Regions from separate parts of the Homo sapiens genome. Here region 1 is linked to region 2. The links are chromatin loops, found by intact Hi-C in ENCODE. Cell type or tissue: heart right ventricle. All regions are shown on one strand. Each heading gives the region's core, and the rest is flanking DNA. Links, peaks and the distances in the headings are about the cores only. Region 1 overlaps RBM27-POU4F3 (RBM27-POU4F3 readthrough). Region 2 overlaps LARS1 (leucyl-tRNA synthetase 1).

Region 1 (12,342 bases), core at 2,871-10,870, 69 kb after region 2:
AGTTTCATTCTTGTTGCCCAGGCTGGAGTGCAATGGTGTAGTCTCAGCTTACTGCCACCTCCACCTCCTGGATTCAAGCGATTCTCCTGCCTCAGTCTCCCAAGTAGCTGGGAATACAGGTGCCCACCACCACTCCTGGCTAATTTTTTTGTATTTTTAGTAGAGATAGAGTTTCACCATGTTGGCCAGGCTGGTCTTGAACACCTGACCTCAGGTGATTCACCTGCCTTGGCCTCGCAAAGTGCTGGGATTACAGGTGTGAGCCACTGCACCCAGCCTGTCTTGAGTTTTAAAAGAACAGTTTTAAAAAAAAACAAAACTGTTATACTATCTTGTTTGTATCTTTGTAGATACAATTTTGAGAATTGTGAAAAATGGATAATGCCAGTTTCTGTGTAGAGCTACCCCCAACTGACAGCTTTCCGGCGTTTCTCATTTTCTAAGTTTTAGAAAATTACATAACTTATCGTAATTACTGAAATAAATTGTAGTTCATTTAGTAGTGCATAAACATAATTGTTTATAGTATTTCTGTTAGATAATAGAGTAGGAAAGGAGTCTGAGGTGGCACACATCTTTGGCTAATTGTCTTTTTCTGGTCTGTGCTTAGTTGCTCTGAACAGGGTATAGAGAAGCAAATCTAGGGATTACCCATTTTAACTTTCTTCCTTGGTCTTCGGCTACATTGGGTTCCATTAGTGGTTTTCTAATTAGACTGTTGATCACCAGGGTAAGAGAATTTGGATCATTGGCACCAACTCATCCTGCTTCTGGAAAAACAACTTGGTAGACATGTGCCATGATTTATGAAGCACACTGCCTTCATTGCCTGTTTTCTTTACCTCATCTTTTTCCTTAAATTTTATTTTGTGAAGAAATTCAATCATTTGTCCTGTAGAGTTTTTTACTGTCTGGATTTTGCTGTCTGCATCCCAGTGGAATAATACATCCTCTGTATTTCCTGTGAATTAGGATAGAGAATGTTTTTTAAATGTAGTCTAGTGAGTGTGTAGTGATTTTGCTGCCATATGGTTGCCATATTGTGGCTGCCGTTTTATGTTGCCTGAATTTTATTAAATTATTATCTCCTAAGTCCATTCACTCACTTCCTGATTTGTGTATTTGTCAGTGAGCTTCTCCATTAGATAGGTATTTGTTTAACTCTTGCAAATAACTTTATTTCACCTTTCTCTGGTAAAGACTATATATTCGGTTTGAGATAAACTTGTTCAAAGACAATAATAAAAATTACTGGTTCTCCAGGAGGCAGAGGTTGCTGTGAGCTGAGATAGCGCCACTGCACTCCAACGTGGGCGACAGAGTGAGACTCGGTCTCCAAAAAACAAAAGAATAAAATAAAAAAATAAAAATTACTGTTCTCTTTGTATTTCTGGTCAATTTTGACGGTTAGGCTTTAAGAGAAAGCCTTAACATTTCCATTAGTTCCAATACCATTTTTCCATAGTTTACATGAATTACTTAGTTTTATAGCATTCATTGATTTAACCATTTTTTCCTAAAACGTTTCCTATGGAATAAATCTGAAGAGCTACTCAAATGAATTATGTATGTATATATATTTCATAATGAGGAAAACATAACCGTTTTACTCTATGGTACTTAAGAGATTTGCTGTTTTAATTTGAAGAATGAATTGTTTATACTTTTCCTACACTACCATTCCCTACTTTAACATTAAAAAATTAACAAACTGCTTGTTGAAGTAATCTGAGCATCTTTTTTATTTCTGCTGTTGCCTGACTCTTTTGGCTATGAATTGACTTTATTTTTTCAGTGTATTTACTCGTGCCCTCTCTTGCGCCAGAAATATTATCAGGTAGATGGACATGTTTCATAATTTATAGAGGGACCATTCTTTCTTTTTTTTTTTTTTTTTTTTGAGACAAAGTCTCGTGTTGCCCAGGCTGGAGCGCAGTGGCGTGATCTCGGCTCACTGCAACCTCTGCCTCCTGGGTTCAAATGATTCTCCTGCCTCAGCCTCCCGAGTAGCTGGGACTACAGGCACGTGCCACCACACGTGGCTAATTTTTGTATTTTTAGTCGAGACAGGGTTTCACCATGTTGGCCATGCTGGTCTCAAACTCCTGACCTCAAGTGATCTGCCCGCCCCGGCCACCCAAAGTGCTGGGATTATAGGTGTGAATCACTGCGCCCGGCCGAGAGGGACCATTCTTATTTTGTTTTTTGTTTGTTTTTGAGAAAGGTCTCACTCTGTCATCCAGCCTGTGGTGCAGTGGTGTGATCATGGCTTAATGCAGCCTCAAACTTCTGGGTTCAAGCAGTCCTCCCATATTGGCCTCCTGAGTAGCTGGGACTACATACAGGTGCATCCCACCATGCCCAGCTAACTTATTTTATTTATTATTTTTAGTAGAGATGGAGTCTCCCTGTGTTTCCCAGGCTGGTCTCAATATCCTGGCCTCAAGCAGTCTTCCCACCTGGACCTCGTAAAATGTTGGGATTACAGGTGTGAGCCACCGTGCCTGGCCCTGCTCTTACTTCTACTCAATATTTTCATATAGGTATTTCAGGAGCCAGCAGAGGAAGAACGAGATGGCAGAAAAAAGAAATATCCTAGTCCCCAGAAGACTCGTTCAGAATCTAGTGAACGAAGGTTTGTGTTTATCTTTAATTAGGAAGACATTGATAACTCACTTTTTAGTTGCCTTGCAAGGACATTAAAGGGATTTTTAATATATATACTTACTCCTCTCTCTGTAAACTCATTAAAGAAAGATGTTACCTTTCTTCCTTTCATTCTTTCTGTTTTTTGTCTTTTGTCTTACTTTCTGTTCCTTTTATAAACAGTCATTATTATGTGTTTTCCCCAAGAGCTCAGGGGTGGGAGCAGTCCCCTTAGAGAATATTAATGAAATGTTCCATTTGGTTAGGGGTGCTTAGTATTAAAATCATCCAAGTCATTTTTTTATGACAAGTAGTACAACTTGTATATTGAATCATCAGCCTAACATCAAAAATTGGTCTTTGTTTAGGAACACTTTTTTTTGAGCCTTTTTTCTTTTCTATTTCAAATTTTCTGTTTTCCCCTGCCCACCCCTCCCCATACTTTGGATTCACCTCTTTTTTTCATTTCTCCCCACCCAGTATAATTGCAGGAGGGATGTTTTTTCTCTGTATATATTTGATTAGAGGAATTATGTGGTAGATTTGCAACTTTCTAAAAAAGCATAGATATGCATTTGGATGACTCAAGAGTAGTATTTATACTATAGATTTGTTTGCAGACTTGGTTTCTATAGCCTGCATATGGCTTTTATATCTGTATATTATAGGACACGTGAGAAAAAAAGAGAAGACGGGAAATGGAGAGACTATGACCGGTACTATGAGCGGAATGAATTGTACCGTGAGAAGTATGACTGGAGAAGAGGCAGGAGTAAGAGTCGGAGTAAGAGTCGAGGCCTGAGTCGCAGTAGAAGCCGAAGTAGGGGGCGCAGCAAAGACCGGGATCCAAATAGGAATGTTGGTGAGTAGATGAGTGTCCCCCTAAAAACTCTGTAGTTATTTATCTGTCTCTATCACAGGGGTGCAAGAAATTCTCTTAAAGTTGTACCTTTAATATGTCTGAGCAGTGTAAAAACTGGAATTGTCTCAAGAAGCTCAATATCCATTTTGTTAGAAAACAGGGCTCTATTCTGGGGATGGAGTCAAGGGAGTTTGATTAAAAAGGAGCTATTCAAGTGTATCATTGTACATGTCTAGACTTAACTCATTTTGTATAATGGATACAAATATCCTTTAATCAATAAAGCTATCACGTGAGGAAGAGGGTTGCCTGCTTTTCTTCTTTGTTTGGTTTTCTAAAAGTAATTGATTTGCTGTAAGGGTGCTTGAAGTTTATAAAATTAAATGGATAAAATAAGTAGATTATTGGGATCCCAACCACTCATCTTCTGAGATACAAGTTTGGAAGTCAGTTCTTAGATAACCTTCTTATTAAATATCTGTGGAGAAGCTGACTCTTTTTCAGTTAAGTGTAACTGATGTTGATACTATAAAAGATGATTTTGCACAAGTTCTTGCCCAAGATATGTCACTTGTTGATGTCCCTGCTTTTAGGATATATTAATAAAGAGAGGAGTATGAAATATGGATAGCTAGATAAGTTTAATTCAACATTCTCATGTTTTCTATGTGAGAAAATAAATATAGTTTAAGAACATGAAATATCTGATCTCTTTGTTTTCTGTTTTTAATTTTGTCTCCAAGTAGAGCACAGGGAAAGATCGAAGTTTAAGAGTGAAAGGAATGACCTGGAGAGTTCCTATGTGCCTGTGTCTGCACCACCTCCAAACTCTTCTGAGCAGTATTCCTCTGGGGCACAGTCTATTCCCAGCACTGTTACTGTGATCGCACCTGCTCACCACTCTGAAAACACAACTGAGAGTTGGTCTAATTACTATAACAATCATAGCTCTTCCAATTCTTTTGGTCGAAACCTACCACCAAAGAGGCGATGCAGAGATTATGATGGTAAAAATCACCACCTTTTCTCATATTGTGCCCAAAAGTACTAGCAGAGCAAATGTTGCATATATTGCATATCTTTTAGTTATAGTCCAGTTTATTTTATTTTATCTTATTTTATTTATTTTGAGACAGAGTCTTGCTCTGTCACCCAGGATGGAGTGCAGTGGCTCGATCTTGGCTCGCTGCAACCTCCATCTCCCGGGTTCAAGCGATTCTCCTTCCTCAGCCTCCCAAGTAGCCTCCCAGGTAGGCACCAACTCATGGGGAATGTTGTTTAATCTACACTCCCACTGACTTCTATGGCCTGTATTATTTCAAGCAAGTCACACACAGGCATGTGCCACCATGCCTGGCTAACTTTTGTGTTTTTAGTAGAGACAGGGTTTCACCATTTTGGTCTGGCTGGTCTCGAACTCCTGACCTCAGGTGATCTGCCTGCCTCGGCCTCCCAGTGTGCTGGGATTATAGGTGTGAGCCACCGCACCATGCCTATAGTCCAAATTTTGTTAAAAGGGATGAATGGGGAGGAGAATCTCTGTTTGATTTAATGGTTTGGCTCTCATTAAGAGAATATTTAAATTTTACCCTTTTTTAGATTTTTTTTGTTTTTTTGTTTTCACTGTTATTTCAAACACTGTATGCCATAGTATACTGTAAAATTTCATAGACACTAGTAATTGTAATTTTTTAAAAGAATTTTATTTATTTATTTATTTATTTTTGGAGACGGACTTGCTCTGTCCCCCAGGCTAGTGTGCAGTGGCACAATCTCGGCTCACTGCAGCCTCTGACTCCCAAGTTGAAGCGATTTTCCTGCCTCAGCCTCCCAAGTAGCTGGGATTATAGGCGTGAGCCACCATGCCCGGCTAATTTTTGTATTAGTAGAGACGGGGTTTCACCATGTTGGTCAGGCTTGTCTGGAACTCCTGACCTCAGGTGATCCACCTTCCTCAGCCTCCCAAAGTGCTGGGATTACAGGTGTGAGCCACCATGCCCAGCCAGGAATTGTCATTTTTTTGAGTAGTGTTTGCTGCCGGGAATTTGTAGAAGTTACTTACAAGTTTGATTTGCTGACTTTCCATTTGAATGAATGAATCGGTATGTGTGTATTTCTTTTAAATTTTTATTATGGAAGTATTTATATATTCATAAAAGCTGACAAAATGATATGCTTAACCCCAGTGTATCCGTTACATCATTTAAATAGGCACCAACCCATGGGGAATGTTGTTTTAATGTATGCTCCCACTCACTTCTGTGGCCTGTATTATTTCAAGCAAGTCACAGACATCATAATTTTTTTCTATAAATACAGAATGCATACGTTTTTACATTTTACTTATTTTAAAGTAGGGAATAGAGTCAAATTATAATTCAAGAATTACCTCATTCTCGCCCTAATCTCTCAGCCATAGAATACTCCTTGCCAAGGCCAACGTAATGTTATCAATTTGTTGTTTATCTTTCCAAACATAATCTGTGCGTATGTACATAAGTAAATACACATATTTTCCCCACATTTTTAACATAAATACTAGTATGCTACTCATACTTCTGCATAATGTTTTTTCAGTTAGCAGTATTTCCTGGCGTTCATCCTATGTTAAAACATAGAGAGCTTTCTCAGTATTTATTTAGGCTTCTTAGTATTCTTTTTTTTCTCTTTTTTTTTTGAGATGGAGTCTCGCTCTGTCACCAGGCAGGAGTGCAGTGCCATGATCTCAGCTCACTGCAACCTCTGCCTCCTGGGTTCAAGTGATTCTCCTGCTTCAGCCTCCTGAGTAGCTGGGACTACAAGCGCGTGCCACCACGCCCAGCTAATTTTTGTATTTTTAGTAGAGACGGGGTTTCACCATGTTGGTCAGGATGGTCTCAGTTTCTTGACCTCGTGATCTGTCTGCCTTGGCCTCCCAAAGTGCTGATATTACAGGCGTGAGCGACTGCGCCCAGCCCTGCTTCTTAGTATTCTTTATGTACAAACGTGTTTAACTTATTCCTTATTGATGTATGTTTGGGATGTTTCTATTATTTTTCTACTATGTACAGTGCTACAAGTGATAACCTGGTACATAATGTTCACGTGAATATTTGAAAGTTTCAACTTCCAGATATAGCAATAATGGTTGCTTTAGAATAATGTAATGAGAATAGATTGAGAGTAAATAATCTAGGTCAATGCCCTTATTCTCCCCTACCCCACGCCTTTGCTAAATTGATATTTGTTTAAAATATCTGAGTTTTTATTATGAAAGCTTAATTGCAAATGGTTTAGTATAATGGTAGTTGGTAACCTGTTCTTGACTCTTTTATTTGCTTTCTCAACAAGTCATAGTATCATAGTGTAAAAAGTAGAGAGTACATCTGCCTCTACCTTGGGGATATGTGATGCTTAACAGAGTAACACTGAGACTTTGGATTCCTTGGAGAAAACCACTTTGTAAATGAGATTGGTGGGTTTTTCAGGGACATGTTTTGTTGTTTTCTGAACTCTAAGTAGATGATAATAAGATTCTTTTTTTATTCTTTATTCCACAGAAAGAGGATTTTGTGTACTTGGTGACCTTTGTCAGTTTGATCATGGAAATGATCCCCTAGTTGTTGATGAAGTTGCTCTGCCAAGTATGATTCCTTTCCCACCCCCTCCTCCTGGGCTTCCTCCTCCACCACCTCCTGGAATGTTAATGCCTCCAATGCCAGGTCCAGGCCCAGGCCCGGGCCCAGGTCCAGGCCCAGGCCCGGGCCCAGGTCCAGGTCCTGGCCATAGTATGAGACTTCCTGTTCCCCAAGGACATGGTCAGCCTCCACCATCCGTTGTGCTTCCCATACCAAGTAAGTATATATTTGTTGAATTTTTCTCTAGCGTTCTGTTTAGAAGAACCTCATCCCTTTTAGCTAACTTGACACTCGTTTAAAGTGTTTGAGAAATAGAGTAATAATATAATTTGGAATATATTCCCATAATTAAGATGCTATTCTTTTCTTTTTTTCATCCGTTATTGCATGATGTTATTTGTATTACCACAGTGTAAATTTTGTGTGTAGTGGCCTAACCTATATTGACCTGCAGTCAAATCTAGTTATCATCTTAAGAAAGCCAGTATTTATTTATTTATCTATTTTTATTTAGTTTTTCTTTAGAGACAGGGTCTCATTATGTTGGCCAGGTTGGTCTTGAACTCCTGGCCTCAAGCAGTCCTCTCCTGCCTTGGCCTCCCAAAGTGCTAGGATTACAGGCATAAGCCACCATGCCTGGCCAGGAAAGCCAGTTTTTAAGATGTCAGAGAAAAAACATGTTAGGAGTTTTATGAAATTTTCCAGTCTTTAAGGAAAATCTCTTCAAGAATATTGAAATAATATTAAAAAAATTTTTTTTATTACAGACATTTTTAGAAGTAGAATAGTATGTGTGTTGCAGGTACCATCATCCAGCCTCAATGACGATCAATATTCAGCTGTTTTGTCTCATATTTTCCCTTCTCTCCCATACACTTTCTTTGGGTTGGTTGGTTTTTTGCTGGAGTAAATTCTAAATGTCATGTCACTTCACCAGTATGTACTTCAGTATGGATCTCCTTTCTGATAAGGACTTTTTGTTTTTGTTATTTAAAAAAAAAAATCAATATGCCATTATCACATCCAGCAAAATTAGGAGTAAGAAATGTTTTAAAATGGTCATTTAAAAAGCATTATTAACAGTTGCCAATATAGTAGAAATAGAAGTAAGACTAAATTTTTAAAAAGTAATTGAAAAAATTATGGAATGAATTGTTTTCATGTATGCCAAAATATAAAACGTTATCTGCTTGAAGACTTTTAACATTAAAAGATGGCAAATTAGGCTGGGCATGGTGGGTCATATCTGTAATCCCAGCACTTTGGGAGGCCGAAGTGGGTGGATCACTTGAACTCTGGAGTTCGAGACCAGCCTGGGCAAGATGGCGAAACCCCATCTCTAGAAAAAATACAAAAATTAGCCAGGCATGGTGGTGTGTACCCATAGTTCCAGCTACTTGGGATGCTGAGGTGGGAGGATGGCTTGAGCCTGGGAGACAGGTTGCAGTGAGCCAAGATTGCACCACTCCATTCTAGCCTGGGTGACAGAGCCAGACCCTGTCTCAAAAATAAATAAATAAATAAATAAATAAATAAATAAATAAATAAAAGATGGCAAATTTTTATTTTTAGAAATATTGCTGTTCAGTTTAAGCAGTAGTTTTAATGAATTTCTTTTTAACATTTTATTTTGAAATAATTACAGACTCAGTTATAGAATTATAATTACGGAAATTGTGAAAATGGTTTCACATGATCCTGAGCTTCCCTGCAGTAATAAAGTATTCTGTAGAATATACATTTCATGGCCCGGCACAGTGGTGCACGCCTGTAATTCCAACACTTTGGGAGGCTGAGGCTGGCAGATCACTTGAGCTCATGAGTTTGAGACCAGCCTGGGCAACATGGCAAAACCCTGCCTTTACAAAAAATACAAAAATTAGCCAGGCATGTCGGGGGGTGCATGTAGTCCCTACTGCTTGGGAGCTTGGTGTGGGAGGATTGCTTGAACCCAGGAGGTCAAGGGTGCAGTGAGCTGTGATGGCCTCACTGCACTGCAGCCTGGGTGACAGAGCAAGACTTTGTCTCAAAAAAATTAAAGAATATGTTTTATTATTAAAGTTGGTAAATGTTTGGAGGGATTTAATGCATATGTTTGGCCTATAGAAACATGTTGTTGTTTTTTTTTAACTTAGCATTTGTGATTTTTTTTTTCTTTTATTTTCTTTTTGAGACAAGATCTCACTCTGTGCCCTAGGCTGGAGTGCAGTGGGGAGATCTTGGCTCACGACTCACTGCAACCTCCGCCTCCCAGGCTTGAAGGGATCCTCCCACCTCAGTCTCCTGAGTAGCTGGGACTACAGGCGTGTGCCACCATGCCTGGCTAAATTTTTTTGGACTTTTTTGTAGAGACAGGGTTCGCCATGTTGCCCAGGCTGGTCTTGAACTCCTGGGCTCAAGCAGTTTGCTTGCCTCAGTTCCCAAAGTTCAGGGATTACAGGCGTGAGCCACCGTGCCCAGCCCATATGTGAATATTTAATATAATCACATAAACAGTATAATTGTGAAGCTCAAGCTGAGATTTCATTTCCCAGATAAAGCAACATCGTTTTATATATGGAAATTCTAAAATAAAGAACGTTATCTCAGCGTGGGAACATATCTATTTAAAAGTTAAATTCAAGAATACCATTTCTCCCGACATTTTGCTATGAAAAGTTTGTAACAAATAGGAAAGTTGAAGGACTTGTACTTGTATACTTACCATCTAGGTTCTACAATTAGCATTTTACTGTATTTATGTTAGCACATATCTTTCCGTTTCTCCATTTTTACTTTTGATGCTTTTCACAGTATGTTGCAGACATCGTACACTTAAGCATGCTTATCATTAACTTGAATTCTGTAGAACTTTACCATCACCCTAGAAAGTTTCCTGAAGCCTCTTCTCAGCCGTTCTCCACCTTCACCCATAGAGGCAACCAGTCCTGCCTTTTTTCACCTTAGATTAGTTTTGCCTCTTCTAGAACAAGTAATGTTCTTTTAATTGATTATACAACTCCCAGTGCTTAAGCTTGCATATATTAAATTCTTTAATTCTATTCAGAACCAAATTAGGTATTTTAAATGTGAGTATCCAAGTTAGTACTAGTATGGTATTTTTTTCTTTTTTTTAAGATGAAGTCTTTCTCTGTTGCCCAGGTTGGAGTGCAGTGGCGTGATTTCGGCTCACTGCAGCCTCCACCTCCCATGTTCAAGTGATTCTTCTGCCTCAGCTTCCCAAATAGCTGGGATTACAGGAGTGTGCCACCACACCCAGCTTATTTTTGTACTTTTAGTAGAGATGGGGTTTCACCACGTTGGCCAAGCTGATCTCGAACTTTTGACCTCAGGTGATCTGCCTCGGCCTCCCAAAGTGCTGAGATTACAGGCATGAGCCACCGTGCCCGGCCTATGATGGTCCTTTTTTTTTTTTTTTTTTTTTTTTCGAGACAGAGTTTTGCTTTTGTTGCCCAGGCTGGAGTGCAATGGTGCGATCTCGGCTCACCGCAACCTCCGCGTCCCAGGTTCAAGCGATTCTCCTGCCTCAGCCTCCTGAGTAGCTGGGATTACAGGCATGTGCCACCACGCCCTGCTCATTTTTGTATTGTTAGTAGAGACGAGGTTTCTCCATGTTGGTCAGGCTGGTCTCGAACTCCTGACCTCAGGTGATCCGCCTGTCTTGGCCTCCCACAGTTCTGGATTACAGGTGTGAGCCACTGCTCCTGGCCTGATACTTTTATTAGGAAATATTAATGCTGTACTTTTCACTTTTTGTTGTCTGTATGTAGGACCACCTATAACACAATCAAGCTTGATAAACAGCCGTGACCAGCCTGGGACAAGTGCAGTGCCCAATCTTGCATCAGTGGGAACAAGACTACCTCCTCCTTTACCCCAGAACCTCCTTTACACAGTATCAGAACGTAAGTACATGTTGTTTGACTTAAAATTGACAGGGTATAGAAAAGCCAAGTTGTCTCATATCAGTATAACCCTTTAAAAAATGGTAAATAGTTTCTGTTCTTATGGATTCTAAAAATTGTATTTGTGTTTACAATACAGTTTATCGTGTGTTTCTGCTATATAGCCACATTTTAATTTTGTGTGATATGGGAGAGAAAGGCAAGGCTTTCTGTTTTGGAGAATTTTACTCTGCCATGGAGTAGCAACATTTAGTCTCTCCTTTTTATTTTTTTGAGACAGAGTCTCGCTCTGTCACCCAGGCTGGAGTGCAGTGGCACAATCTCAGCTCACTGCAACCTCTGCTTTCCAGGTTCAAGTGATTCTCTTGCCTCAGCCTCCCAAGTAGCTGGGACAGCAGGCGTGTGCCACCATGCCCAGCTAATTTTTGTATTTTTAGTAGAGACGGGGTTTCACCATGTTGGCCAGGCTGGTCTCGAACTCCTGACCTCAGGTGATCTACCTGCCTCGGCCTCCCAAAATGCTGGGATTATAGGTGTGAACCACTGTGCCCAGCCTAACGTCAAGTCTCTTCTAAAGGAAATTTATTTTGAAGCTTTTTAAAAAAATTGTTTATCTGATTGATTTTCTAAAGCATAAGATGTATCTCCTAAGAAGTATACAAAAGAGCGGGTTAATTATGCCTAATAATTAACTTGCATACTGAAATAAAGGTAGAGCATCATTTAAATTGTAATTTTCTGTATTTAGGCTGTTTGTGACATTCACATTTGATTGTAATAATACATTTTTCTTGGGCCAGGCGCGGTGGCTCATGCCTGTAATCCTAGCACTTTGGGAGGCCTGGGTGGGCAGATCATCTGAGGTCGGGAGTTCGAGACCATCCTGACCAACATGGAGAAAACCCGTCTCTACTAAAAATGCAAAATTAGCTGGGCGTTGTGGAGCATGCCTGTAGTCCCAGCAACTCGGGAGGCTGAGGCAGGAGAATCACTTGAACCTGGGAGGCGGAGGTTGCAGTGAGCCGAGATCGTGCCACTGCACTCCCGCCTGGGTGACAGAGCAAAACTCCGTCTCAGAAAACAAAAAACAAAATGATTTTTCTGGAATCCTAATTCTCTTTTGTTTCTTAGGTGTTTTATTGTTTACTAAAGCTTTAAAAAATTACTTCCTTCAAAAACATTTTTTAAAAAGGTAGTTGGTTGTTAAAAATGTCAAATTAGAAGATTTTTTTTTTTTTTTTTACAAGGCCTGGTAACTTTATGGATATGTTCCTCTTTTATGTAACTATGTATATCATAAAGTTTATTTTGC
Region 2 (12,342 bases), core at 1,410-9,409:
AGAGCTGTTTATTTTCCAGATGGTGCTTCACAACATTAGCATGCATATACATCACATTGAGAGCTCGTAAAAAGATATTCCTGGAGGCCGGGCACGGTGGCTCACGCCTGTAATCTCAGCACTTTGGGAGGCCAAGGCGGGCAGATCACGAGGTCAGGAGATCGAGACCATCCTGGCTAACACGGTGAAACCCCGTCTCTACTAAAAATACAAAAAATTAGCTGGGTGTGGTGGTGGGCACCTGTAGTCCCAGCTACTCGGGAGGCTGAGGCAGGAGAATGGCGTGAACCCAGGAGGCAGAGCTTGCAGTGAGCCGAGATAGCACCACTGCAGTCCGGTCTGGGCTAAAGAGCAAGACTCCGTCTGAAAAAAAAAAAAAAGATATTCCTGGGCCCCACCCCCAGAACTTTTGATTCAGCAATTTTGGGGTGAGGCTAAACAATGTGCTTTCCTGTAACAAACTGATGCAGCTGTCCTCACATGACTCTTAGGATAGCTAGGTACTACACAAGATACAGGTACCTGTATTGATATTCTATCTCCTCTTCATATCCACCAGAGTATCAGGACTACATCCCTCAGCACTACAAAGAAGTTATTTTTAGGTTTCTATTTCTTAAACTCTATAGTCTTATTAAGGATTATTATAATAGCTACTCTGTCTCACAAATAATCACCTCTCCAGTTTGTCTATCATGATCCATGCAAGGCTGTCCATCTTTCGGAGAGTAAATTGTATACCTAAAAAATAAACAAAAAGTGACAAACATTATTATAATATTCACGTTTTATCCTACCATATTTGCCTGTGTTGCACCTAATTTCTTACATGTCTTGCAACTAGAATTTCTGAGTAGATATCTGTGTCTATTATGTGTACTCTTATGGTAGTTCCACTGTCAACCTACTTATTTAATGAAAGCTTTCTATCTTCGTCAAAGGTAATACCACTGAAAAATACACACTGATCTTGGCTTTGTGGTATTGAACAAAAGATTATAAAACATAAATTGACTTAACAAATGAAACTATCAGGAAGTTGATTATGTAGATTAATCAAGGAAGATAACTTATTTTCATTTCTTAAGTTATCTTCCTTGATTAATCTACATAATCAAGGAAGAATCTTAATTTGTAGAACAAAGTATAAAATAAAACACAAATCAAATGATTACTTTTTCTGCTTGGCAGGGAATACTGAACATAATCTTTAGTAAGATAATAAAAGCCCACCCTCCCATTCTCCCTGGTTATATCTGTCATAAACACTAAGCAGCTCAGAGAAATTAAGACACTGGTAAGGAAAAAAGGAAAACAAAGGATACAAAAGAATAGAAACAACATATTTTAAAACCTGAAAGGTAATGGGAAAAGGTAGGCTACAAGGTATTTATTTATTCATGTAAGCAATCCTCCTGCCCCATCCTCTCAAGTAGCTAGGACTACAGGTGCATGCCACCATGCCTGGCTAATTTTTTTTTTTATATAAAGAGATGTGGTCTCGCTATGTTGCCCAGGCTGGTCTCAAACTCCTGGCCTCAAGCAATCCCCTCACCTCAGTTTCCCAAAGCACTGGGATTACAGGCGTGAGCCTCTGTGCCCAACTGATTTTTGCTTTATTATGCTCAAGTATAACAAACTTACCGCTTCCCAAATTTAATTTTGTTTCTTTCTCTTAATGTTAAAAATTGCCATCTGACAAATGAATCATAGTAAGGATTAACATCAGTGGTGATGAAGGAACGACGCCAGTCTACCTATAAAAGGAAAATTTTAAAAGGCAATTACTGAGAAATACACAAATTTTGTTTAAATAAGAATTCCTATGAATCAATTATTTACTCTTCTAACTTAGAATCAGATCAACTATTAAAAATAATTTTCCAAGTTCCACTATTAAAAGTATATCACAATTACTTTAATTTACTTAAAGTATATTTTTAAGCATATACATATACATATTAACAAACATATAGAAGCTATAATAAATTAAGAAGAAACATTTAATCCTACCTTTATGTATTCCTAAATATTCAAGTTAAACTTGGGCTTCTTCATATTCTTTGAATAAAGCTCCTTTCTACTAATTGTTAATATGTCAATATACATTCTAATTCAACAAATAGTGAAGTATTCATTGTTATGAGACCCATAGGCAATGTTAGGTTCTAGTCTAACAATAACAGTACTAATTCTTTAGTGGCATACAGGGGAAATATATTATTCTAAAATTAGGAATTGGTCCAAATCTCATATAATCACACAAATATACAGACATATCTGGGAGATATTGTGGGTTTGGTTCTAAACCACCACAACAAAACAAGTCACACAAATTTTTTGATTTCCCAAGGCATATATAAGTTATGTTTATACTATATTGAATTATGTTAAGTGTGCAATAAAGTTATATTTAAAAAGACAATGTATATACCTTAATTTTAAAATACATCATTGCTATAAAATGCTAATAATCATCTGAGCCTTCAGTTGAGTTGTAATCTTTGTGCTGGTGGAGAGTCTTGCCTCGATGACGGCTGCTGACTGATGAGAGAAGTGGCTACTGAAGGTTGTGATGGCTATGGCAATTTCTTAAACTAAGACAACAATGAAGTTTGCCACATCCATTGACTCTTCCTTTCACAAAGATTTCTCTGTAGCATGCGATGCTGTCTGATAGCATTTTACTCATAATAGAACTTTCAAAACTGGGAGTGGGCCGGGCATGGTGGCTCATGCCTGTAATTCCAGCACTTTGGGAGGCCAAGGCAGGCGGATCACTTGAGGTCGGGAGTTCGAGACCAGCCTAACCAACATGGAGAAACCCCGTCTCTACTAAAACAAACAAACAAACAAAAAATACAAAATACAAAATTAGCCAGGTGTAGTGGCGCATGCCTGTAATCCCAGCTACTAGGGAGGCTGAGGCAGGAGAATCACTTGAACCCGGGAGGCGGAGGTTGCAGTGAGTCGATATCATGCCATTGCACTCCAGCCTGGGCAACAAGAGCAAAACTCCATCTCAAAAAAAAAAAAAAAATTTGGAGTGAATCCTCTCAAAACCTGCTACTGCTTTATCAACTAAAGTTTATGTGATATTCAAAATCTTTGTCATTTCAACAATGTTCACTGCACCTTTACCAGAAGTAGACTCCATCTCAAGAAACTACTTTTTTTGCTCATCCGTAAGAAGCGAATCCTCATCCATTCAAGTTTTCTCATGAGATTATAGCAATTCAGGCTTATCTTCAAGCTCCACTTGTAATTCTAGTTCTCTTGCAATTTCTACCACATCTGCAGTAACCTCCTCCCCTGAAGTCTTGAACCTTTCAACGTCATCCATAAGAGTTAAAATCAGCTTCTTCCAAACTCCTGTTAATGTTGATATTTTGACCTCTTCCCATGAATCATGAATGTTCTTAATGGCATCTAGAACAATGAATCCTTTCCAGAAGGTTTTCTATTTACTTTGCCCAGATCCATCAGAGGAATTACCATCTATGACTGTTATAGCCTTATAAAATGTATCTCTTAAATAAGAAGACCTACAAGTCAAATGACTCCTTGATTCATGGACTGCAGAATGAATGTTGTGTTTGCAGGCATAAAAACATTCATCTCCTTGTATATCTCCATCAGAGCTTTTGAGTGATTGGGTGCATTGTCAATGAACAGTAATATTTTGAAAGAAATTTTTTTTTTTCCTGAGCAGTAGGTCTCAAGAGTGGGCTTAAAACATTCACCAAACCATGCTTTAAACAGATGTGCTGTCACCCAGGCTTTATTTTTCCATTTACAGAGCATAGAGTAGATTTGGCACCATTCTTAAAGGCCTTAAAATTTTCCAAATGGTAAATGAGCACTAGTTTCAACTTAAAGTCAGTAGACACATTAGCCTCTAACAAGAATCAGCCCATCGTTTAAGCCAGACACTGACTTCTCTCTAGCTATGGAAGTCTTACAGCATCTTAATCACTAGAGGAAAGCTGTTTTGTCTACATAGAAAATCTGTTGTTTAGCGTAGCCACTTTCATCAATGATCTTAGCTAGATCCCCTAAATAACTTGCTGCAGCTTCTACATCAGCATTTGCTGCTTCACCTTGCAGCAGAGTCTCGCTCTTGTTGCCCAGGCTGGGTTGCAATGGCGCAGCCTCAGCTCACTGCAACCTCCTGGGTTCAAGCAATTCTCCTCCTTCAGCTTCCCAAGTAGCTGGGATTATAGGAGCCCGCCACCATACCCAGCTAATTTTTGTATTTTTAATAGAGACAGGGTTTCCCCAGGTGGCCAGGCTGGTCTCGAACTCCTGGCCTCAGGTGATCCACCCACCTTGGCCTCCCAAAATGCTGGGATTGCAGGCATGAGCCACCACACCCAGGCTACAACTTGCACTTTTCTATTATGGAAATGGCTTCTTTCCTTAAACCTTAAGAACTAACCTCTGCTAGCCTCCAACTTCTCTTCTGCATCTTCCTCACCTCCCCCAGCCTTTACAGAATTGAAGAGTTAGGGACTTCCTCTGGATTAGGGTTTGGCTGAAGGAAATGTTGTGGCTGGTTTGATCTTCTATATGGACCAAACTTTCTCCATATCTGCAATAAGGTCACTTCATTTTCTTATCATTCATGTGTTTACTGGAGAAGCACCTTTCATCTCCTTCAAGAACTTTTCTTTGGGCCAGGTTCAGTGGCTTATGCCTATAATCCCAGCACTTTGGGAGGCTGAGATGGGCAGATCACCTGAGGTCAGGAGTTCAAGAACAGCCTGGCCAACATAGTGAAACCTCGTCTCTACTAAAAATACAAAAATTAGCCAGGCGTGTTGGCAGACGCCTGTAATCCCAGCTACTCGGGAGGCTGAGGCAGAAGAATAGCTTGAACCCGGGAGGCGGAGGTTGCCGTGAGCCGAGATCACACCACTGCACTCCAGCCTGGGTGACAGAGCGAGACTCCATCTCAAAAAAACAAACAAAAAAAAAGAACTTTTCTTTGCATTCATAACTTGGCTGACTGTTTGGCACAACAGGCCTAGCATTTAGCCTATCTTGCCTTTCAACATGCCTTCCTCACTAAGCTTAATCATTTCTAGCTTTTTACTTAAAATGATGAGAGACATGTGACTCTCCCTTTCACATGAACACTTAGAGGCCATTATAAGGTTAATAACTGGCTTCAAGATTGTTGTTTATTAGAAAACAGGGAAAACCAAGGAGAGAAAGAGGGAAACAAGCCAGTCAGTGGAGCAGTCAGAACACAAACATTTACCAATTAAGTTTGCCACCTTATATGGGTACAGTGTGTGGCAACCCAAAACAATTAGAATAATAACATCAAAGATCACTGAATATAGATCACCATAACAGATAATAATAAAGTTTGAAATATTAAAATAATTGCCAAAATGTGACATGAAGTAAGCAAATGCTGTTGGAAAAATGGTGCCACTAGACTTGCTCAACGCAGGGTTGCCACAAATCTTCAATTGTAAAAAAAATCCATGTCTGGAAAGCACAATAAAGCAAAGCACAATAAAAAAGCACATACTTGTAAATGCTTTCCTCATATTTCCTTTATAGACATACCTTCAAACCCATTCTTTTTAAATCCTGAATAGCCAGTGGCGGGAAATAATCAAGCCAATGTTCTGCTTCAGAAAATTTTACTATCTCTTCATCAGACAGGCCAAGGGATTTCATAATGCCCCACTGGTATTTAGAAGATCCAGCTTTAGCAGCAGCTTTACTCTGAAAATAATGGAGAAAAATAAACTCGATCAAAGAATAACCAACACTCCAGGAAAATGACCCAAGATATTAATGAATGTAATTTTTTTACATTCTAAAATAATGCTGATACATCAGAACACTGCAGGAATTAGTTGTACTATTAGTCTGTACTAAAAGTACTAGTCTGTACTAAATAGTACTAATTTAGTCTGTCAAACTGTATAGCCAAGATATCCGCCAAGACACTGGCACCAATAATAACTAAATGGATGGCAACATAAAGAACTACCCATTATGAAGATAAGATCTCAATACCAAACCTTCTGTTTCTTTTATCCTAATACCACATTTACCTTATTTACCTATAAAGAGGCTACTCATAAGACTTTCCTCCTTTTCCAAAAATTATGAATATCCAAGAGACAACCAAATGCCAGAAGTTGAAGGTAGGAAATTTGGTTAAACTGTAACACTATAATGAGGCAGCATAAGAAAATTTTGAGGATGACAGAATTGCTCTATATGATACTGTGCTGGTAGAAACATGACTCCAGGCATTTTCAAACTCACAGAATTATACACCACAAAGAGGAAATTTTGGGCCTGGCACAGTAGCTCACACCTGTAATATCAGCACTTTGGGAGGCCGAGGCAGGCAGATCACGAGGTCAGGACTTCGAGACCAGCCTGGCCAATGTGGTGAAACCCCATCTCTACTAAAAATACGAAAATTAGCCGGGCATGGTGGCAAGCGCCCGTAATCCCAGCTACCCTGGAGGCTGAGGCAGGAGAATCACTTGAACCGGGAGGCGGAGGTTGCAGTGAGCCGAGACTGTGCCACTGTACTTCAAAGCCCAGGTGACAGAGAGAGACTCCATCTCAAACAACAACAACAACAATAATAAAAATAATAACAATAATACAAAAATTAGCTGGGCGTGGTGGCACACACCTGTAATCCCAGCTATTTGGGAGACTAAAACATGAGAATTGCTTGAACCCAGGAGGCAGAGGTTGCAGTGAGCCAAGACTCCACCACTGTACTCCAGCCTGGGTGACAGAGCAAGACTATGTCTTGAAAAAAACAAAAAAAAAAGTAAATTTTATGGTATGTAAATTTTTAAAAAATTCAACCACGATGCTGAAGGAACCTGAGGAATGCAGACTGTGACAAATCTATCTAACTGCATTACAAATATATGATATAACCACACTCAAGGGGGAGGGAAGAAAGGAGCTGATCTAGGCAGTTTTGGAAAACAGTGTGATTAGATTCTAAAGACAAAAAGAATTACACACAAACACTGTACTTTTGTCAGTAAAATTGTTTCTCCCAGGGGTATAGGTTGGCAATTCTGAAACTACTAGTAGTCTAGGATGGAACAAATAAAGAAATATACTATAGGTAATGAGAGCCAAGTTTCTCACTGTTGTAGTAAGAAGTCACAAATAAGCCAAGGGAAAATGCTAGAATGAGACCCATGGTGCTAAAATGGAGCCAGGGGTATCAATATGAACTTACTTGTTTTTTAATAAACATTCAAATACATAAAGAAATAAAAACAGATGTGTATGCATGGCTTAGCAGACATAAATATATTTCCTTGCTCTGTCCACTGAGAGTGCCTAGAAGCAGTGATACCCCCAGGCAATGAGCACACCCAGCATTCAGGCCATAGTTTCTGAACACCATTCTTCAATAAAAGAAACCTTGGAGAAGTGGTTGATTCCTTGGTTGAATCACGGAAAATACAAGCCTGGAACAGCTTGTGACACCATAAAGAAAGCAATTGCTTTGAACAAAGGAAGATGAGGGAATGTCTAATGGACACAGGAGCCAAGCTAAAAAAACTCCCAATGGCCACAGCTAGAACAATTTATTTATTCTAGCTTTATTCTAATAAAAAAGAACAATTTGACAACAAATTACGGTGTTGTTAACAACCACACACACACACTCAAAAACAACCCAATAGCCAGGCACAGAGGTATAAGCCTATAGTTCCAGCTACTCAGGAGACTGAGGTGAGAAGACAGCTTGAGCCCCAGAGCTGAAGACCAGCAACATAGTGAGACTCCATCTCTTAAAAAACAAAAAGCTCAATGGTATTGGCTTATAACCTGAAGAATAAAGTGAATATCCATGAATCCATATGACATAGAAAGGACAGATTAAGTAAGTGGGGGAGAAAGGACAGCTCTTCTTTTCAGAGGAATTATAGATAATAAATGTAAAAAGAAAGAGGAAAATGGAAAATCATGATTAGAAGACTAGAGTAATAATTGTTGTAGGCAAGATCCACTGATGAATGCTAAAATTAATGAGCAAATATTTAAAAAGAAACACAGTATTATTTCCATGGCCTCAAAAGATCTCTCCCAAAATATATATTAATTATTTAAAAAAAAATGAAATCTTTACAGGAGAAAAACCTGGCAGACGCCATCTTAACCAAATGATCAATGTTAACATCACCAATAATAAGACATATCAGTATCATATACTCCCTAACGCTTGAGAACGACAAATTACCTAATAGTCTTCCTCCAAATCAATAACCTCAATCTAACGATGAGAAAGCATCAAACAAACTCAAACTGAGGCATTATCTATAATTATCTGACCCGTATTCGTTAAAAGTATAAAGGTCATAGAAGAAAACGAAAGACAGAAAAGATTAAGGAAACATAGTAAGGACACATGACAACTAACTGCAATGTGGGATCCTGGATTGGACATTGGAAGAGAAAAGGACATTAGTGAAAAAACTGGTAAAATCCAAAAAGTCTGTAGTTTAGTAAACACTACTGTACTAATGTTAATTCCTTAATTTGAAAAATAGTATCATAGTTATATAAGATTTAACATCTATATACTATCTTGCAGTTCTTCTGTAAATCTAAAATTACTTCAAAAAAGAGGAAAAAGGAAATAGGAAAGTCAGAAAGATAATTTTTTTTTTTTTTTGAGACAGAGTCTCGCTCTGTTGCCCAGGCTGGAGTGCAGTGGCGTGATCTGGGCTCACTGCAAGCTCCACCTCCAGGGTTCACGCCATTCTGATGCCTCAGCCTCCCGAGTAGCTGGGAATACAGGCGCCCACCACCACGCCCGGCTAATTTTTTGTAGAGATGGGGTTTCACCATGTTTGCCAGGATGGTCTCGATCTCCTGACCTCGTGATCCGCCCGCCTTGGCCTCCCCAAGTGCTGGGATTACAGGCGTGAGCCACCACGCCCGGCTAATTTTTTTGTATTTTTAGTAGAGACGGGGTTTCACCATGTTAGCCAGGATGGTCTCGATCTCCTGACCTCATGATCCGCCCGCCTCGGCCTCCCCAAGTGCTGGGATTACAGGCGTGAGCCACCGCGCCCGGCCTACGACCGGCTTACGCCCGGCTAATTTTTGTATTTTTAGTAGAGACGGGGTTTCACCATGTTAGCCAGGATGGTCTCGATCTCCTGACCTCATGATCTGCCTGCCTCGGCCTCCCAAAGTGCTGGGATTACAGGCTTGAGCCACCGCGCCTGGCCAGAAAGATAATTTTTTGCTTTGATACTTTAAAAAAATGATCTAGTACATTTTATGTGTTGGGCACTGTGCTAGTACTGGGAATGCACATATAAATCAGAAAAATATAAAACTTCAACCAACATAAATATCAACCACTATCAAACCTTTTTTCCTTTAGCTTTATCCTTAATTATTATATCTTCTGTTTTAACACTGGTTTCTTCCTCTTCCTCTTCTTCATCTGGAAAATCAGGGGGGCAACCATACAGCTCTATTTCTCTTTTCAACTTATCAGCACATGCCTACAACGAATATTAGAGATAATGAAGTTCAAAATCAAGGTAGACACAATTTCAGTTTTTTACTGTTTTTATTGCCAACTAAAATTGACTCTGAAATTTTTTGCAATATATTGATACCTATGTGGCTCCACTACAGAAAACTGAAACGGAGGCTGGGAGCAGTGGCTCACGCCTATAATCCCAGCACCTTGGGAGGCTGAGGCAGGCAGATCACTTGTCAGGAGTTCGAGACCAGCCTGGCCAACATGATGTCTCTACTAAATATAAAAATTAGCTGGGTGTGGTAGCACACGCCTGTAATCCCAGCTACTTGGGAGGTTGAGGTGACAGGATCACTTAAAACCAAGAGGCAGAGGGTGCAGTGAGCCGAGATCACATCACTGCACTCTAGCCTGGGCAACAAAGCAAGAATGAGTCCCATGTCTCAAAAAAATAAAATTAAATTAAAAAAAGGTATAAATCATGTACCTCAAAATTCACTAATTTATAAAGTAGTATTTTACCTAATTTACTCAAAAACATTTATTCAACACCCAGAATATTCAATATAGTATACTATATACCATATATATTAGATATATAAAGATGTAGGAAACATAATGTGTTATCATTTTGGATAACATTAATAACATTGTTTCTCAATTTAAAGATTACTGTCAGGAGGGGGGAGGGATAGCATTAGGAGATATACCTAATGTAAATGACGAGTTAATGGGTGCAGCACACCAATATGGCACATGTATACACATGTAACAAAGCTGCACATTGTGCACATGTACCCCAGAACTTAAAGTATAATAATAAAAAATAAATAAAAACAAAAATAAAATCCCACCAGCAAGAAAGAAAGAAAGAAAGAAAGATAGATTACTGTCACATATACTCTATTAGTTATCATCACAAGCCTACCAAGTAGATAGGATAGGCTTTAAGTCAGAAAACAAACAGAGATGAAGTGATTTACCCAAGGTCATACAGCTAGCAAAGTTACAGACTTAACCTTGGACTTTCCACTCTAGCTCTTATCAATTATACCACAATGAGTCCACTGTCAAAAACAAAGATGACACCAAGTAAACACTGTTAAAGTTATGAGAAAAATAAGAAATACAGAAGTAAAAATTTTTTAAATGGAAAAGGCTCTTCTATTCAGAAGAATTTCAACCACTAATAGAATAATAAAAACAGGCAAGGATGATTAAAGGATGATAAAACCAGGGTTATTGAGTAACAGGACATTCAGAGGCTCTCAAAGTGTTATCCTATAGATTACTTTTTAATTTCTTTCTTTTTTTTTTTTGAGATGGAATTTTACTCTTGTTGCCCAGGCTGGAGTGCAATGGCGCAGTTTCGGCTCACTGCAACCTCTACTTCCCGGGTTCAAGCGATTCTCCTGACATAGCCTCCGAAGTAGCTGGAATTACAGGCACCTGCCACCACGCCCGGCTAATTTTTGTATTTTTAGTAGAGATGGGGTTTCACCACGTTGGCCAGGCTGGTTTTGAACTCCTGACCTCATGTGATCCTCCTGCCTCGGCCTCCCAAAGTGCTGGGATTACAGGCGTGAGCCACCGTGTCTGGCCTTACTTTTTAATTTTATAGGAGGAAAAGTCACCTTTAGAATGAGGAAACCTGGCAGGATTAACTTAATTTCACTAAATGGGACAAATTACCATTTTATATGCTTTTGAGGTGATACAATGGTAAGTTAATACCTCAACAATGAAGTATTCTTGTCAAAATATTTAGCCCAACCCTAATCATGAAAAAACAATCAGAAAACTCATATCATAGGACATTCTACAAAATAACTAGCTTAGACTTCAAAAACATCAATATCACGACAAACAACTAAAAGACAGTGAAAAGAATGGATAATTACATGCAATGTGTGCTCCACAAAATAAAAAGTGAAAAACAGCAGGGCATAGTGGGTCAAGCCTGTAATCTCAGCACTGTGGGAAGCCAAGGCAGGCGGATCACCTAAGGTCAGGAGTTCGAGACCAGCCTGCCCAACATGGTGAAACCCTGTTTACACTAAAAATACAAAAAACATTAGCCAGGCATGGTAGCAGGCACCTGTAATCCCAGATATTCAGGAGGCTGAGGCAAGAGAATCACTTGAACTTGGGAGGCAGATGTTGCAGCAAGCCAAGATCTCACCACTGCACTCCAGACTGAGTGACAGAGCAAGATTCCGTCTCAAAAAAAAAAAAGGGGGGAAAAACAGATGGAAAGGACATTTTGAGTCTACAGAAATTTGACTACAGATTAGATGAAGACGATAATATAACATCAATGTTGAATTTCTTGGAGGGGATAACAGGACTCTGATAATGTAGAAGAATGCCCTTGTTCTTAGAATACATGCTGAAGTATTTAGCAATGACACGTCATGATATCTGCAACTTTCTTTCAAAAAGTTCACAGAAAAAGAGAGAGAGAAGGGCTAGGCGTGGTGGCTCATGCCTGTAATCCCAGCACTTTGGGAGGCCGAGGTGGGCAGATTACCTGAGGTCAGGAGTTTGAAACCAGCCTGGCCAACATGGTGAAACCCCATCTGTACTAAAAGTACAACACTGCACTCCAGCCTGGGTGACAGAGCAAGACTCCAACTCAGAAAAAAAAAAAAGAAGAAAAAGAAAGAGAAAAGCACGCATGCATGCATGTGTGCTAAGAGACAGAACTAAAACAAATATGGCAAACGTTAAGACTTTGTAACTACAGGTGAAGGGTGGAGGGTGTTCATTGTACTACCATTCCACTTTTTCTGTAGGATTGACATTCTTTAAAATAAAAGGTTGCA

Evidence for each region. A loop is a pair of places that touch in the nucleus more often than their neighbours do. Peaks named below come from ENCODE experiments on the same cell type or tissue, not always from the same donor. Only the 100,000 strongest peaks of a DNase experiment are listed, where the experiment ranks them.
Region 1: a loop joins it to region 2, with 1.9 times the contacts of the local background. A loop is called at or near these places in 5 of 110 quality-filtered maps.

The regions. Positions count from the first base shown.
Region 1 is chr5:146,226,403-146,238,744 of GRCh38, forward strand. It overlaps RBM27-POU4F3 (RBM27-POU4F3 readthrough), which reads left to right. Exons shown (of 20, transcript NM_001414499.1): 4 at 2,544-2,635; 5 at 3,315-3,508; 6 at 4,255-4,515; 7 at 7,048-7,341; 8 at 10,896-11,030. It overlaps RBM27 (RNA binding motif protein 27), which reads left to right. Exons shown (of 21, transcript NM_018989.2): 4 at 2,544-2,635; 5 at 3,315-3,508; 6 at 4,255-4,515; 7 at 7,048-7,341; 8 at 10,896-11,030. Among named protein-coding and RNA genes, the nearest start is that of RBM27-POU4F3, 29 kb to the left of the region's middle. RefSeq lists an enhancer at 2,245-2,414. In heart right ventricle, for the core only: no CTCF peak of the experiment used is centred there; a DNase peak (open chromatin) is centred at 7,235; H3K27ac peaks cover 594 bases.
Region 2 is chr5:146,158,730-146,171,071 of GRCh38, forward strand. It overlaps LARS1 (leucyl-tRNA synthetase 1), which reads right to left. Exons shown (of 32, transcript NM_020117.11): 5 at 9,399-9,536; 6 at 5,581-5,742; 7 at 1,645-1,757; 8 at 678-741. Among named protein-coding and RNA genes, the nearest start is that of LARS1, 18 kb to the right of the region's middle. RefSeq lists enhancers at 10,891-11,060, 12,291-12,342. In heart right ventricle, for the core only: no CTCF peak of the experiment used is centred there; no DNase peak of the experiment used is centred there.